Regions from separate parts of the Homo sapiens genome. Here region 2 is linked to region 1. The links are chromatin contacts, found by Hi-C or POLR2A ChIA-PET in ENCODE. All regions are on one chromosome and are shown on one strand. Each heading gives the region's core, a stretch centred on a gene start or an enhancer-like site at or near the end of the contact. The rest is flanking DNA. Distances are from core to core; before and after follow the strand shown. Region 1 overlaps TRPC4AP (transient receptor potential cation channel subfamily C member 4 associated protein). Region 2 overlaps MMP24-AS1-EDEM2 (MMP24-AS1-EDEM2 readthrough).

Region 1 (7,276 bases), core at 548-3,047:
GCGATTATTAAAAAGTCAGGAAACAACAGGTGCTGGAGAGGATGTGGAGAAATAGGAACACTTTTAAACTGTTGGTGGGACTGTAAACTAGTTCAACCATTGTGGAAGACAGTGTGGCGATTCCTCAAGGATCTAGAACTAGAAATACCATTTGACCCAGCCATCCCATTACTGGGTATTTACCCAAAGGATTATAAATCATGCTGCTATAAAGACACATGCACGTGTATATTTATTGCAGCACTATTCACAATAGCAAAAGACTTGGAACCAACCCAAATGTCCATTTAATGGTAGGCTGGATTAAGAAAATGTGGCACATATACACCATGGAGTACTATGCAGCCATAAAAAATGATGAGTTCATGTCCTTTGTAGGGACATGGATGAATCTGGAAACCATCATTCTGAGCAAACTATCGTTAAGGACAGAAAACCAAACACCGTGTGTTCTCACTCATAGGTGGGAATTGAGCAATGAGAACACTTGGACACAGGGTGGGGAACGTCACACACCAGGGCCTGGCATGGGGTGGGGGGAGGGGGGAGGGATAGCATTAGGAGATATACCTAATATAAATGACGAGTTAATGGGTACAGCGCACCAACATGGCACATGTATACATATGTAACAAACCTGCATGTTGTGCACAAGTACCCTAGAACTTAAAGTATAATAAAATAAAAAACAGCAAAAATAAATAAATAAAAACCATGTAAGTTATATTGAACGTAATGAAACTGAATGACAGTGTTCTTCAGAGGTGAAGTTTTGATTATTATATCACATAGTAAGTTATTTTAAAATGTAATAGAAACTAATTAAACTTAGTCTTTACGTTTAAGAAGAGACATTTTCATATTTTGAATCTCACAGTCTGATAGAAATAATTATAGCTTCTTAAACTTGTTTAAAAATGCTTTTCAAAGAGTTGCACATTATTTGCTTCTTGCAAAATCTCAGGAGATTGAGGTGAAGTTAAAGGGGAGGGAAATTAATATTTGTATATCTTTGCTATGTGATCATCATTTCTTTATTCATTAAGTAAGTACTTATTTGAAACTTACTATGTTTTAGGTTTTCTTGTAAGATTTTTTTTCCTCTTAGCTTTGTTCCATATGAACAAAGGATTCTGTGGCCGTCAGTTTGAGAACTACTACCCTATGTGTGCTGTATCAAATACTCTGTCTTGGAATCTGTGGGGAATACAAAGTGGGATCTGTTTGTGTTGTCCTCAAGGAACGTTTAGTCTAGGGAAGAAATAACATAGGTTTGGCCGGGCGCAGTGACTCACGCCTGTAATCCCAGCACTCTGGGAGGCCGAGGCGGGTGGATCACAAGGTTAGGAGATGGAGACCACGGTGAAACCCCGTCTCTACTGAAAATACAAAAAATTAGCCGGGCGCAGTGGCGGGCGCCTGTAGTCCCAGCTACTCGGGAGGCTGAGGCAGGAGAATGGCGTGAACCCGGGAGGCAGAGCTTGCAGTGAGCCGAGATCGCGCCACTGCACTCCAGCCTGGGTGGCAGAGCGAGACTCCCTCTCAAAAAAAAAAAAAGAAATGGTTTGTAAATAGGTGCAAAGTAAAAGTGCTAAATGTTACAAATGAGTTGTAGATTGTTTTGGGGGTCTGAAGAGCATGCTTCTGGTTGGGGGAAATCAAGAAGACTTCCTGCAGGAGATTATATTTGAGCAGTGACTTGGTTATTGCTACAGAACTAGTCACCCCGAAACCTAGCAGCCGGAAGTAACAAGAATCATTTATCTGTCAACAATTCTTGGTTGACTGAGTGGCTCCTCTGCTTCATGTGCTGTTGGGTAGGGTGGTACTGAGATATCTGGAATGTCCAAAATGGTCTCTCTCACATCCCTGGCAGGTTGGTGCTGGCTGTCAGCTGGAGATCAACTAAGGATGTTGCTCTTGGCCTCATTTCTTCTCCTTATGGCCTCCCCATTGGCTGTGTTCTCACAGCATGATGTTTGGGTTCCAGGATGGCAAGAGCGAAGTCTGTCAGGCTTTTTATTTTTTTTTAATGACAGAGTCTCCCTCTGTTGCCGAGGCTGGAGTGCAGTGGCTCTATGTTGGCTCACTGCAACGTCTGCCTCCGTGGCTCAAGTGCTTCTTGTACTTCAAATTCCTGAGTAGCTGGGATTACAGGTGTGTAGCACCACATCCGGCTAATTTTTGTACTTTTAGTAGAGATGGGGTTTTGCCATGTTGGCCAGGCTGGTCTCAAACTCCTGGCCTCAAGTAATCCGCCCACCTTAGCCTCCCAAAGTGCTGGGATTACAGGTGTGAGCCTGGCTTTCTTAAGGCTTGTGCTGGAAGTGGCCTAGTGTCACTTCTACCACATGCTGTTAGTTGAGGTGTGTCATACCAGCCCAGATTTAGTGTGAGAAGGGGCTTTACAGGGGCCTGAATACTAGGAAGTGTGGTTCATTGGGGACTGTCTTTGTGTTCATGGGAACTCCAGTTGGGACTAAAGCTCAAACTGATGCTTTAGTGTCTGGTCTGTGTTGGTTACTAAAACAATGTATGTACTTTTTTTTAAAAAAACTAGGAAATTTCTCCTCTTCTCTCCATGGAGGCTATGGCATTTGTTACTGAAGAGAGGAAACTTACCCAAGAAACCACTTATCCAAATACTTACATTTTTGACTTGTTTGGAGGTGTTGATGTAAGTAGCTATTTATTATTACTACTGCTGTTACTACTGCTTAATGGTTTGGGAATTTAACTTTTGAAATGGGAGATAGGAAAGATTTCAGAATTTATAACATTTCAGATTTTAACTTTTAGAAGCTTAGCGGCATTTACATGTTGAAGCAGCATAGTTTTTACTTCAGAAGAATTCATTTATTTAAATTGGTGTATACCTTTTTAAAAAAATACTAAGTGAAAAGTACATCTCTAAATTTCCCAGTGTCCCCTCCTCAGAACCAGTTGTGATTACTAGTTTCTTGTGTGTCCTGCTTAAGATGTTTTGTTTTTTTTGTGTGTGTGTGTGTGTGTGTGTGTGTGTGTGTAAATATTCCCCACCACCTCCACCTTAGTTTATTTTCTCCGCACATAGAGTGATATACCATATACACGGCTACACTATTCTGTACCTTCTTTCTTCTTCTTTTTTTTTTTTTAATTAAAACAATTTTAGGCCGGGCGCAGTGGCTCACGCCTGTAATCCCAGCACTTTGGGAGGCCAAGGCAGGTGGATCGTGAGGTCAGGAGTTCGAGACCAACCTGTCCAAGATGGTGAAACCCTGTCTCTACTAAAAATACCAAAATTAGATGGGCACGGTGGCAGGCACTTGTAATCCCAGCTACTCAGGAGGCTGAGGCAGGAGAATTGCTTGAAGCCGGGAGGCAGAGGTTGCCGTGAGCCAAGATCATACCACTGCACTCTAGCCTGGGTGATGAGCTCTCAAAAAAAAATTAAATGGTTAGTGTTTCCTGGTGTGATTGTGCCATAATTTATTTACCCAGGCCCCAGTTGACTGGCATTTATAATTTTTCCACACCATTTCTCTTACAGACAAGGTTGCAGTAAAGATCTTTTACATATTTTTGTATACATGTGAGTATATACCTTTGGAACAAGAACGTATGTTTTTTATTGTTTATAAATCTGAAGTTTACCTACCTAAGAAGTTTTGTCAGTTTATATCCCCAGGAACAAAGTATGAGCGTCTGTTTACCCATACCATCACCAACATACTGTGTTTATGTGTGTATTTTTATAGACTTTGTTACTGAAGTATAACCTTCATACAGAAAAGTACACCAATAATTACCACAAAATACATTCACTTTTGCACTACCACCCAAATTAGGAAATAGAACATTACCAGTACCCAGAAGCCCCCTTCCACAAACAGTGTATTTTAAGTATTTACTAAGCAGTTATGAGAAAAGTGATATTTTTCCATAGTTTTTTTTAATCAGCTTTATTAAGATATGGTTCATATACCATACATTTCACCCATTTGAAGTACACAATTCAGTGGTTCTTAGTATATTTGCAGATATGTGCAACCATCACCACAGTCAACTTTAGAGCATTTTCATCACCTCAAAAAAGAAACTCCATGTGTTTTATCTAGCACTCCCCTACCTCTACCACCTCCTCCCCCTCTCCCCACACTAGTATACTTTTTGTCTCTATAGATTTCTCTGTCGTGGACGTTTTGTATAAATTTAGTTATATAATATGTGGTCTTTTGTGACTGGCTTCTTTTCACTTAGCGTAATGATTTCTAGATTCATCTGTGTTGTAGCATGTATCAACACTCATTTTTATGGTCAAATGATGTTTCACAGTGTGGATATGCCACATTTTTTATTTGTTGAGAGGCATTTGGATTGCCTCCGTCTTTTTGCTATTATGAATAACAGTGCTATAAACATTCTTGCACAGGTTCTTTGTGGACATGTTTTCATTTCTCTCAGGCATATACATACCTAGGAATACAGTTGCTGGGTCATATGGGGTAACTCTATGTTTAATTGTTTGAGGAACTGCCAGAATGTTTTCCAAGAGGCCCTGCCATTTTACATTGCCACCAGCAGTGTATAAGGGTTTCAGTTTTTCTGTATCCTTGCCAACACTTGTTATCTGTCATTTTGAAAGTGTTTTAAAATTTAAAAAAAAAGTACTGAGATGGCGTTTTGCTTTGTTGCCCAGACTGGTCTCAAACTCCCGGACTCAAACAGTCCCCCAGCCTTGGCCTCCCAAAGTGCTGGGATTACAAGCATGAGCCCCCGCTCCAGCCCTGTAATGATTACAGCCATTCTAGTGAGTGTGAAGAGACATCTCATTGTGGTCTTGATTTGAATTTCTCTGATTGCCAATGATGACCATCTTATTCTTGAGTTTGTCATTTGTATATCTTCCTTGGAGAAATGTCTGTCTCTCCTTTTTCAATTTCTTAGTTGAGATATATCTCTTTTGAATATTGTGTTGTAAGAGTTCTTTATAAATTCTCTGCATAGTTTTTAAAATTCATTCTTCTATGACTGAGATTGGATATTTTTTCTTGTGTTTATAAGTAGTTCCTTTTCTGCCAGTTTTCTGTTTTGCACCTTTTTCGATTTGATTATTTGTCCTTTTTCTTATTGATCTGTAAGTGCTTTTGATTTTTTAAAGGCCTTTGTCATTTGTGTTTTTTTACTATTTTGAGAATTAAATTTTGATGTTATTTTAAAATTAGAAATGTTTAATTTTTAGATTGTCAGATTGATCAGTGTTTTACTATAATGGCTTCAGAGTTTTGGTTCATGCCTTTCCCACTGTTGGATTTAAACCATGCCTATTTCCTTCTAATATTTTACAGTTTTTATTGTGTATGTTTAAATTTTTGCATCATTTGAAGTTTATTTTGGTGTAATGACTGAGGGGTTAGGATCTGACTTTGCTCCCCTAGATATCTGCCCTTAACCCCATTACCTGAAGTGAACATGAGGGAGAGGGCATTTCTGGGTATTATGGTTAGTCTTTATCTTGATCTATGTGGCGATTGTACAGGAATGGTGTTCAGTGTGTAAAACTACATGTGCAATTTATACTCATGGCCAGGTACAGTGACTCATGCCTGTAATCCCAGCACTTTAGGAGGCCGAAGCAGGCGGATTGCATGAGTTGAGGAGTTAGAGACCAGCCTGGGCAACACGGCAAAACCCCATCACTACTAAAAATTAAAAAAATTAGCCGATTGTGGTAGCACATGGCCTGCAGTCCCAGTTGCTTGATGGGGGCTGGGTGGGAGGATTGGTTGAGTCCGGGAGGTTGAGGCTACAGTGAGCCGAGATCGCACCATGAACTGCAGCCTGGGTGACAGAGCAAGACCCCATCTCAAAAAAAAAAATTGTACTCTTTATGCGGTATCACGTTATACTTCAATTATTAAAGTTTCCTTTTGTTTAAAGCTACCATTTTCCAGTAAAGTAAAGATTGAGTGTGACATCTGCATGCATGGCATCAGCCACAGCCTTTCTTCTTTAACTGCTGCTCCGCATTCCCTCTCCACAGCAGTGTCGGTGGTCCTAGGGCATTTACTTACTTGGCTAGCTCAAGAGACCCTTTACTTTTGAATTGTTTCATCAAGAAATCTACTTAGTAAGAACTGATGTATTTATGGGAGGAAAAATAATAATGTAGGTCTGTAGCCTGTGTCTATTTGCAGTGGAAATGTGGCTCTCTAGTAGGAGCCTATCCCATCTTCGGACATCTTTGGATCAACTGTTCTTGATTTTGTGGGGGTTTTTCTTTCCTGCTTTGAGTTAGGGCAGCTTCTCCAGGAATCCCAGTCATTTTATAAACATGGGCTCCTGCTTAAGTAATTATGCACCTCACTGACCTTCAGTTTGGGTGCATTTGTTAGTGAACTCTCTTGCTGTCCTGCTGCTGGTAGTATTTTCCAAACAGCTTGTTATTTCTTCCTCTGCTAATAACTAGCAAGAACCCAAAGTAAGCCTCTCTTGGTCATGCTGCCCAAAGCTCAGTGGGATCACTCCTTGTCAGCCTGACCCTATCCATAACATGACTGTGAAAAGTGTGTCTTAGAGTTTACAAAGCAGATGTGAAGTATGTAACTAAGTGGAGTGAAGCAGACCCAGAGCAAGCTCATCTGCATAAATTAAATGAGTATGGGGAATGTTTTGGGCTAGAGAGTGTGTGCCTGCTTTTATGGAGGAAATGACTCTTCCTCTCCCATTGAGTGTTTCCCTGAGAGGTTATGGGAAATCTAGATTTGTAGGTAAAAATCTTCCAGCTTTTCAGTAATTGTGGGCCAGGTGTAAGCCATTGCTTGGCATTCAGGAACTTTTATTCACTGACATAGTCTATCTTCCATTTGAAGTTAATTTATTTTAAATACATTCTATGCACTTGAGCATCTTACGTCTTACTTGGATGAATGTGATCTCTTTTGAGAAGAATTGGTGTAGTATACTTCAGAGCTTTAAACATTACTACTCATTTTGCCCTGTTGTTTCCATTTCTGTGACTCTGATGAAGACGTAAGTCAAAATGAGATAAAGCTTGTGTATACCAAGACCGTTAGGTGTAACATTATTTGTAATGACTATCTACCAGGAGAAGATAATGGTTATTCTATCTATTTTGTTGAATTTTATGAAGTTGTTAATATAATGTTAAAGTTATAGTAATATGGGAAAATTCATGATGAAAACAGGCTATAAAATGGTTATATACTGTATAATAATTACTTCACCTTTTCTAGAGGATGACCTTAGGTCTCTATTATACAAAGCAAAGCAG
Region 2 (7,574 bases), core at 2,353-4,852, 180 kb before region 1:
GGGCCCTTAGCGATCACCTAATCCAGCCCCTCACTTTGCAGACGAGGAGACCGAGGGTATCACATAGCCAGTAGTTGAACCAGGGCTTGATACCTGCATTGTCACCTTTCAGCTATGCCAGTTGAGCCCCAACTCTTCATCTTAAAAATGGGTGTAATAATGTACACTTGCCTACATACTAAGCATGTGCCTTGTGAGTAAATATTGATGATGAATTTTTTGGCAACCTGCAGGGTATCATTACTATTGCTGCACGGTATTGACTCTGCCTCCATAAATATTCATTGAACCATAGTGGTGCAGGGTAAATTATCCAAGGATGCCAGAATAATTTCAGGGCCTGCTACTCACCTGTGAGGGTGACAAAGGAGAGAGCCAGTCGTGTCATTCATAAGATGGCTTTTGGAGCCCTCATCATTCAGGCCAGAGCCTACTACTTTCAGACCCCTCTTTCAGCTTTAATGCCTTTTAACTTTTTTTTTTTTTGAGATGGAGTTTCACTCTTGTCGCCTGGGCTGGAGTACAATGGTGCGATCTCGGCTCACTGCAACCTCTGCCTTCTGGGTTCAAGCGATTCTCATGCCTCAGCCTCCTGAGTAGCTGGGATTACAGGCACCCGCCACCACGCCCAGATAATTTTTGTATTTTTAGTGGAGACAGGGTTTCACCATGTTGGCCAGGCTGGTCTTGAACTCCTGACCTCAGGTGATCCACCTGCCTTGGCCTCCCAAAGTACTGGGATTACAGGCGTGAGCCATTGTGCCTGGCCCCTTTTAAACTTTTTCTTCAGCCTCTGGTCCATTACTTTATCTTCTTACTGGCCTAACCTTACTTTTCTCCTGCCAACCGGACTATCTTCTAAGTGATCTGACTCATCTCCATGGCCCTGGCCCTGGTGGATTGAACGTTGAATATTATCAGAAATCACAGTTCCCACCCTCTTACGGTCTTAGTTCTTGGACAAGAGGCTCTAGAAAGCAGGAAACTCATCTAGGATGTCCTCCAAGTTCTTTCCCAACAACTGAGCAGCCCAAGACTGACCCCTGTCCCCTCATGGCCTTACCGTCATGGTTGGCATTTCCTAGCGTCCATGGCTCATCGGAGTCAAAGTGGGTGTCTCCTCCAATCCCTGGGCCAGGGAAGTAGGCATGGGCCAGGAATCCCCCTTCTCCATCAAATGGGGAGCTGTCGCCATGGAAACCAGAAGCAAAAAAGATCATGATGTCTGCCTCCTTCCGGTCACTTTTGATCTCATGGTATGGCACCTCTTCAAAGGTCAGTGGGGTCACCTTCTGCCACACATCGAAAGCCTGGCGAATAGCTTTCCGCGTGTCTAGCTCACCCACTTTTGGGGTATAGTTGTGAATGCTGGTGAGAGAGGGGAGGATCATTAGGCAAGATCAGAGAGTCAGAGACTAGCAGAGCTAAAATAGATACCTGAGACAATGTGGCTCAGTGATCTGATTTTGAACCCTAGAATTCTGCTTAGCTGCCTCAGGGATTGAAGAAGAGGCTGAGTAACAGAGCTCTGGATCCCCACCCTGCCTCAGTCAGATGGCTTTGCTTTACTCAGTGTTTTCCATTTGATCTCCAGCAAAGCTGTGTCGAATAAAGGATTCCACTCTAGTTTGTTGAGAAAAGTAAATTGGGGCTGGGCGCAGCGGTTCACGCCTGTAATCCCAGCACTTTGGGAGGCCGAGGCTGGCGGACCACATGAGGTCAGGAGTTCGAGACCAGCCTGACCAACATGGTGAAACCCTGTCTCTACTAAAAGTACAAAAATTAGCCAGGCGTGGTGGTGTGAGTCTGTAATCCCAGCTACTCGGGAGGCTGAAGCAGGATAATTGCTTGAACCCGGAGGCAGAGGTTGCAGTGAGCCAAGATTGCACCACTGCACTCCAGCCTGGGTAACAAGAGTGAGACTCTGTCTCAAAAAAAAAAAAAAAAAACCCAAAGGAAATTGGTAGATAGCATTTTCTGAATTTTAAGTTTTTTTCCCTAATACGAAATATGTTCATTTATAAAAGTTATAAAAATATTCAAATAATAGAGAGGAGTTTAAGTGAAAAGTCTCTTTAAAAAATCTTTGGTACCAATCTTTGGCTTGTCTGCCTAGAAGCTGGCCGGTATCTGATTTAATCCATTATAGGTTTAGCTGTTTAGCGTCGCTGTGTTCATATTGCATTGGTTCTTCACAAAACAACGTTACTACCTGTGGGTTCCCTGCCCTGTGACCCTCTGGGGCATGGATTATTCTACCTACTCCACACGTAAGGAAACTGAAGCCCAGAGAAGTCTAGTGATAGAAGTTACTCAGAGTTGGGTTAGAACCCAGTGCTTCTTTCTCTTGATCCACTCTACCCCTTCAAGAGACCCAAGAGTCTATTCAGTTTCTAACCTAGATTCTTAAGTTTCCTTCTCTTGTCAGATTTCTGGAAAAAAAAAATCCCGTTCTGAAGGGACAGCTTATCAGCAGAAGAGCCCTTAGTTCAACCCTAACTTTCCTTCTCTTGTCAGATTTCTGAAAAAAAAAAAAAAAAAAAAAAAGTCCCGTTCTGTAGGGAGTGCTTGTCAGCAGGGGAGCCCTTAGTTCAACTCTTGAGGATCTCTGTCTTAGATCTTGCCTCTGCACCAAAGGGATCCACCTGAGATGACAGCAGAGCCTTGAGAAGTGCCAGCCAGCACCCACCCGAGCCTGCCCATGCCTGGCCCTTGCCCCAGCCCCACCTGAGCCTGCCCATGCCTGGCCCTTGCCCCAGCCCCACCTGAGCCTGCCCATGCCTGGCCCTTGCCCCAGCCCCACCTGAGCCTGCCCATGCCTGGCCCTTGCCCCAGCCCCACCTGAGCCTGCCCATGCCTGGCCCTTGCCCCAGCCCCACCTGAGCCTGCCCATGCCGGGCCCTTGCCCCAGCCCCACCTGAGCCTGCCCATGCCTGGCCCTTGCCCCAGCCCCACCTGAGCCTGCCCATGCCTGGCCCTTGCCCCAGCCCCACCTGAGCCTGTCCAGTGCCTGCCCCTTGCCCCACCCCCACCTGAGCCTGCTCAATGCCTGGCCCTTGCCCCAGCCTCACTCCGGTGCTTCAGTCTGCTGTGATGGGCTCCATCATCTAGTTCTTGGGCCACTGATCTGACTTGGAGATGGATCCTGCTCTGCCCTTGGTTCCTCCAGACAGTCAAAGATGACACTATTATGATTCAGGTCCCAGTTCTTTATACTCCTTAAGAAACAACTGGAACTCTGCGTTGGGAATCTCAGGTGAAGTCCATCAGGTGGATTTTGGGGTGGGAGGATCCAGATCAGAGGGAATGGGGTTTGGCAGGCAGTGATAAGGAGACTGAATTAAGCCATGGTTTTGTTTGTTTTGTTTTGTGGTTTTTGTTTCATTTGTTTTGTTTTGGAGACAGAGTCTCACTCTGTCACGCAGGCTGGAGTGCAGTGGCATGATATAGCTCACTGCAAGCCACGATTCTTTTTCACAGCTGAAAGTTACCAAACCATTCATACCCCACTTCCTGTAACCTAAAAACTATAGGCATCTAAACAGAAGACAACTAAGAGCCCCCAGAGGACCAAATAAACCTGAGGTTGGAGTCACAGCATCCTGTGGAAGCCACAAGGAGGACAAGGTTATGGGCTCTCAGCACCTAGTGCCAATGCCCACATGCCTGGCTCTTGGCCTATGTTGTAAGCCTGATCCCCAGGCCCCCCTACATTGTGAGCCTTTGAAACTCAGGCCAGGAAAAACAGAGTGAGGGTGGAGCCAAAGGCAGGGAGGAAGAGGGAGAGTCGAAGCACCTGTAGGTGATGTGTTTTTGCCTCCACTTCTGTCCAGTCAGGGCATAGCGCTTGTTTCTCCGCCTACGGCTTAAGTGGGGGTGATCAGGGACACCACATCGGGGTTTCTTCATCCACCTGGGCAGAGAGAGGACACACACACACGCATATGCACTGTGGTCACTGAACACTTTAGGAAGGGACTGCCTATTCCCCAGCTCCAGTCTGGAAAGCAATGTGCATCCTCAAGCTACACTCTGGGACCCTGGCTTGGATGGACCCCAACAAGAACATGATTGATTGATTCATTAATTCATGCACTCACAATCATAGATGAGGAAATAGCTGTATAAAGACTGAGAATCAGAATATATGGGCTTGATAAGCTCCAGCTCCACCACTAGTCATAGGACCCCCAGGCAAGTGGCTGAACCAATATGAACCTCAGTTTCCTCCTCTGCAACATGAGAACTCTAGTTCTTGGTCTTAGGTGGAGGTGCGTCTTCAAGGAGGAAGTACATGTGAAAATGCTCTGTAAATGCAATGAGATTACAGGATGCCCTGGTTAAAAGCCTCCAGCGACTTCCCCAAACACTGAGAATAAAATTCAAACTCTTCAGCTGGGCACGGTGGCTCACGCCTGTAATCCCAGCACTTTGGGAGGCTGAGGCGGGTGGATTATCTGAGGTCAGGAGTTCGAGACCAGCCTGGCCAACACGGTGAAACCCCATCTGTACTAAAAATACAAAAAAAAAAATTAGCCAGCTGCAGTGGTTCACACTTGTAATCCCAGCTACTCAGCAGGCCGAGGCAGGGGACTTGCTTGAACCCGTGAGGCGGAGGTTGCAGTGAACCAAGATTGTGCCATTGTGCTCCAGCCTGGGCAAGAAGAGTGAAATGCCGTTTCAGGAAAAAAAAAAAAAAAAGAAGTGGCTTAACAACTGTGGGATGTGGAACATAATTCTCTGCAGCACTTATTATATTGTGTTGTGATTTAAAATTTATTGGTTTATTTCCTCTAATAAATGGTAAATTGAGGACAGGAACTATGTCCTATTCATCATTGTATCCTCAAAAGAAGGTAGCCCAGTGCCTGAAATTACGTAAATCCTGATATCTGTTTGTTACCAGGTGATATGTTTTGATTTGTGTCTCTGTTGGAGGCGGGGCCTGGTGGGAGGTGATTGGGCCATGCAGGCAGACTTCCCCCTTGCTGTTCTGCTGATAGTGAGTGAGTTCTCATGAGATCTGGTTGTTTAATGGTGTGGAGCACCTCCCCCTTCTCACTCTTCCCCCTGCTCCTGCCATATGATGATGTGCTTGTTTCCCCTTTGCCTTCTACTACGATTGAAAGTTTCCTGAGGCGTCCCCAGCCATGCTTCCTGTAAAGCCTGTGGAACCCTGAGCCAACTAAACCTCTTTTCTTTATAAATTACCCAGTTTCAGGTATTTCTCTTTCTTTCTTTCTTTTTTTTTTTTTGAGACAGAGTCTCGCTCTGTTGCCCAGGCTGGAGTGTAGTGGTGCCATCTCAGCTCACTGCAACCTCTGCCTCCCAAGTTCAAGCAATTCTCCTGCCTCAACCTCCTGAGTAGTAGCTGGGATTACAGGCGCGCACCACCACGCTTGGCTAATTTTTGTACTTTTAGTACAGACAGGGTTTCACTATGTTGGCCAAGCTGGTCTTGAACTCCTAGCCTCAGGTGATCTGCCCACCTTGGCCTCCCAAAGTGCTGGGACTACAGACATGAGCCACTGCGCCCAGCACATTCTTTTAAAATGTTTAATTCTTGGCCAGGTGCAGTAGCTAACACCTATAATCCTAGCACTTTGGGAAGCTGAGGCAGGAGATTGCTTGAGCCTAGAAGATTGTGACCAGCCTGGGCAACATGGCAAAACCCTATCTCTACTAAAGATACAAAAAATTAGCCAGGCATGGTGGCATGTGCCTGTAGTCCCAGCTACTAGGGAGGCTGAGGTGGGAGGATCACCTGAGCTTGGAAAGTTGAGGCTACAGTGAGCCAAGATCACACCAGTACACTTGGGTGAGGGGAGTCAGACCTTGTCTCAATAAATAGATAAATAAATAAATAAAATAAAAAAGTTTGATTCTCAAAACAACACTGTGAGGTAACAGAAATTATTATTCCCGGGCCAGGCACGGTGGCTCACACCTGTAATCCCAGCACTTTGGGAGGCCGAGGCGGGCGGATCACGAGGTCAGGAGATCGAGACCATCCTGGCTAACATGGTGAAACCCCGTCTGTACTAAAAAATAAAAAAAAAAAATTAGCCGGGCGTGGTGGCGGGCCCCTGTAGTCCCAGCTACTTGGGAGGCTGAGGCAGGAGAATGGCTTGAACCCAGGAGGTGGAGCTTGCAGTGAGCCGAGATCCCGCCACTGCACTCCAACCTGGGCGACAGAGCGAGACTCCGTCTCAAAAAAAAAAAAAAGAAATTATTATTCCCATTTCACAGATGAGGGAAACAATCCACAGATAAATCCAGTACCTTGCAAAACACAGAAATCAGCAAGGCAGGACTGGAACTTAGTTGAATGAAAAAATGAACTATTCATTAATGCAATTTAACAAAGCCTGGAGCTTTTATTTTTTCCTGTCAGTGCTTAGCACAAAGCTGAGCTAGAGGAACTATGTTGTTGACCAAATGAATGAGTGAATGAATAAATGTGTGACATTTCCCAAGGCGACACTCAAACATAGGACTTTAAATGGCTAATCTAGCTTCCTTTAATTAACAGTCCCTGGGAAGGGAACCAAGAACCACCTCTGACTGAGTTAGACCCAAAGGCACCTAGGGGAGGAAACAGGCTCAGAGAAAGGCAGCCATTGCCCAAGGTCACAGAGCTGGAGCTGCATCTTGGGGCTCTAAATTCTACCCTGAACACTCCCCATCTCAGGTCTTGGATTAATAAGTGCAACTGGCTTCCTCCTTCCCCTGCTTCCAGACCACAACTCCCCCGCCTTCTACAAGGAGGTGTGGGCAGAACTGCAAGTGGGAAATGCCATCCTTTTCCCTCGGATCATTCCCGCTGCCTCCTCCTTTCACCATCCACCTGCCACTCTCTGAGCGCCATCCAACAGGCCTGGGGCTTTTTGGAACAGAGTAAAACCCAAGGCCAGGTGGTGCCGCAGCAGAGACACCAGTGCTTCTGCCCCAGGATGCACTGCCATGAGGCCTGTGCAAAGCCCTCAAAATAACCTCCGCTTTGAAAGGCGGCTGGGCTCTCTTTAACCAGCCCACTCTGGAGACCACGGGGCCAAGGAGTCCACTGTATTCACAACAGCACAGGAGAAGAAGTTCACACTCATAATCAGAGAATCCTAGGAATGGGAAATGTTCACACAGGATTTTAGGATCCTAAAACCCCAGACTTGCCAAGTTTTAAAAGCTTAGATGCTTAAAATAATGGAATCTAGGCTGGGCACGGTGGCTCACGCCTGTAATCCTAGCACTCTGGGAGGCCGAGGTGGGCCGATCACCTGAGGTCAGGAGTTCGAGACCAGCCTGGCCAACATGGTGAAACCCCATCTCTACTAAAAATACAAAAAAAATTAGCCAGCATGGTGGTACATGCCTGTAATCTTAGCTACTTGGGAGGCTGAGGCAGGAGAATCGCTTGAACCCTGGAGGCAGTGGTTGCAGTGAACCGAGATCACGCCACTGCCCTCCAGCCTGGGTGACAGATCGAGACTTCATCTCATCAAAAAAAAAAAAAAGGGGGGGGGAATCTAGAATTTAGAGCCATAATCCAACACCCTCCTTTGCAAATGAACACACTG

What was found. A loop is a pair of places that touch in the nucleus more often than their neighbours do. ChIA-PET counts read pairs that join two places held with the same protein, here RNA polymerase II (POLR2A). Pooled maps may share reads with other maps.
Region 2: a pooled map shows a loop between it and region 1 (2.7-fold over the local background). The contact joins two enhancer-like sites. A Hi-C loop is called at or near these places in 1 of 50 pooled maps. POLR2A ChIA-PET finds 5 or more read pairs at or near these places in 7 of 52 experiments (Caco-2, OCI-LY7, Panc1 and 4 more).

Annotation. Positions count from the first base shown.
Region 1 is chr20:35,064,697-35,071,972 of GRCh38, reverse strand. It overlaps TRPC4AP (transient receptor potential cation channel subfamily C member 4 associated protein), which reads left to right. Exons shown (of 19, transcript NM_015638.3): 3 at 2,561-2,677. Among named protein-coding and RNA genes, the nearest start is that of TRPC4AP, 24 kb to the left of the region's middle. RefSeq lists an enhancer at 1,466-1,635. Within about 2 kb of position 1,797, at least 3 of the 41 ENCODE cell types and tissues checked have a DNase peak (open chromatin) inside an H3K27ac peak, as active enhancers do.
Region 2 is chr20:35,248,244-35,255,817 of GRCh38, reverse strand. All of the region lies in intron 2 of MMP24-AS1-EDEM2 (MMP24-AS1-EDEM2 readthrough), which reads left to right. It overlaps MMP24 (matrix metallopeptidase 24), which reads right to left. Exons shown (of 9, transcript NM_006690.4): 3 at 3,797-3,913; 4 at 1,064-1,368. Among named protein-coding and RNA genes, the nearest start is that of MMP24, 25 kb to the right of the region's middle. Within about 2 kb of position 3,602, at least 5 of the 41 ENCODE cell types and tissues checked have a DNase peak (open chromatin) inside an H3K27ac peak, as active enhancers do.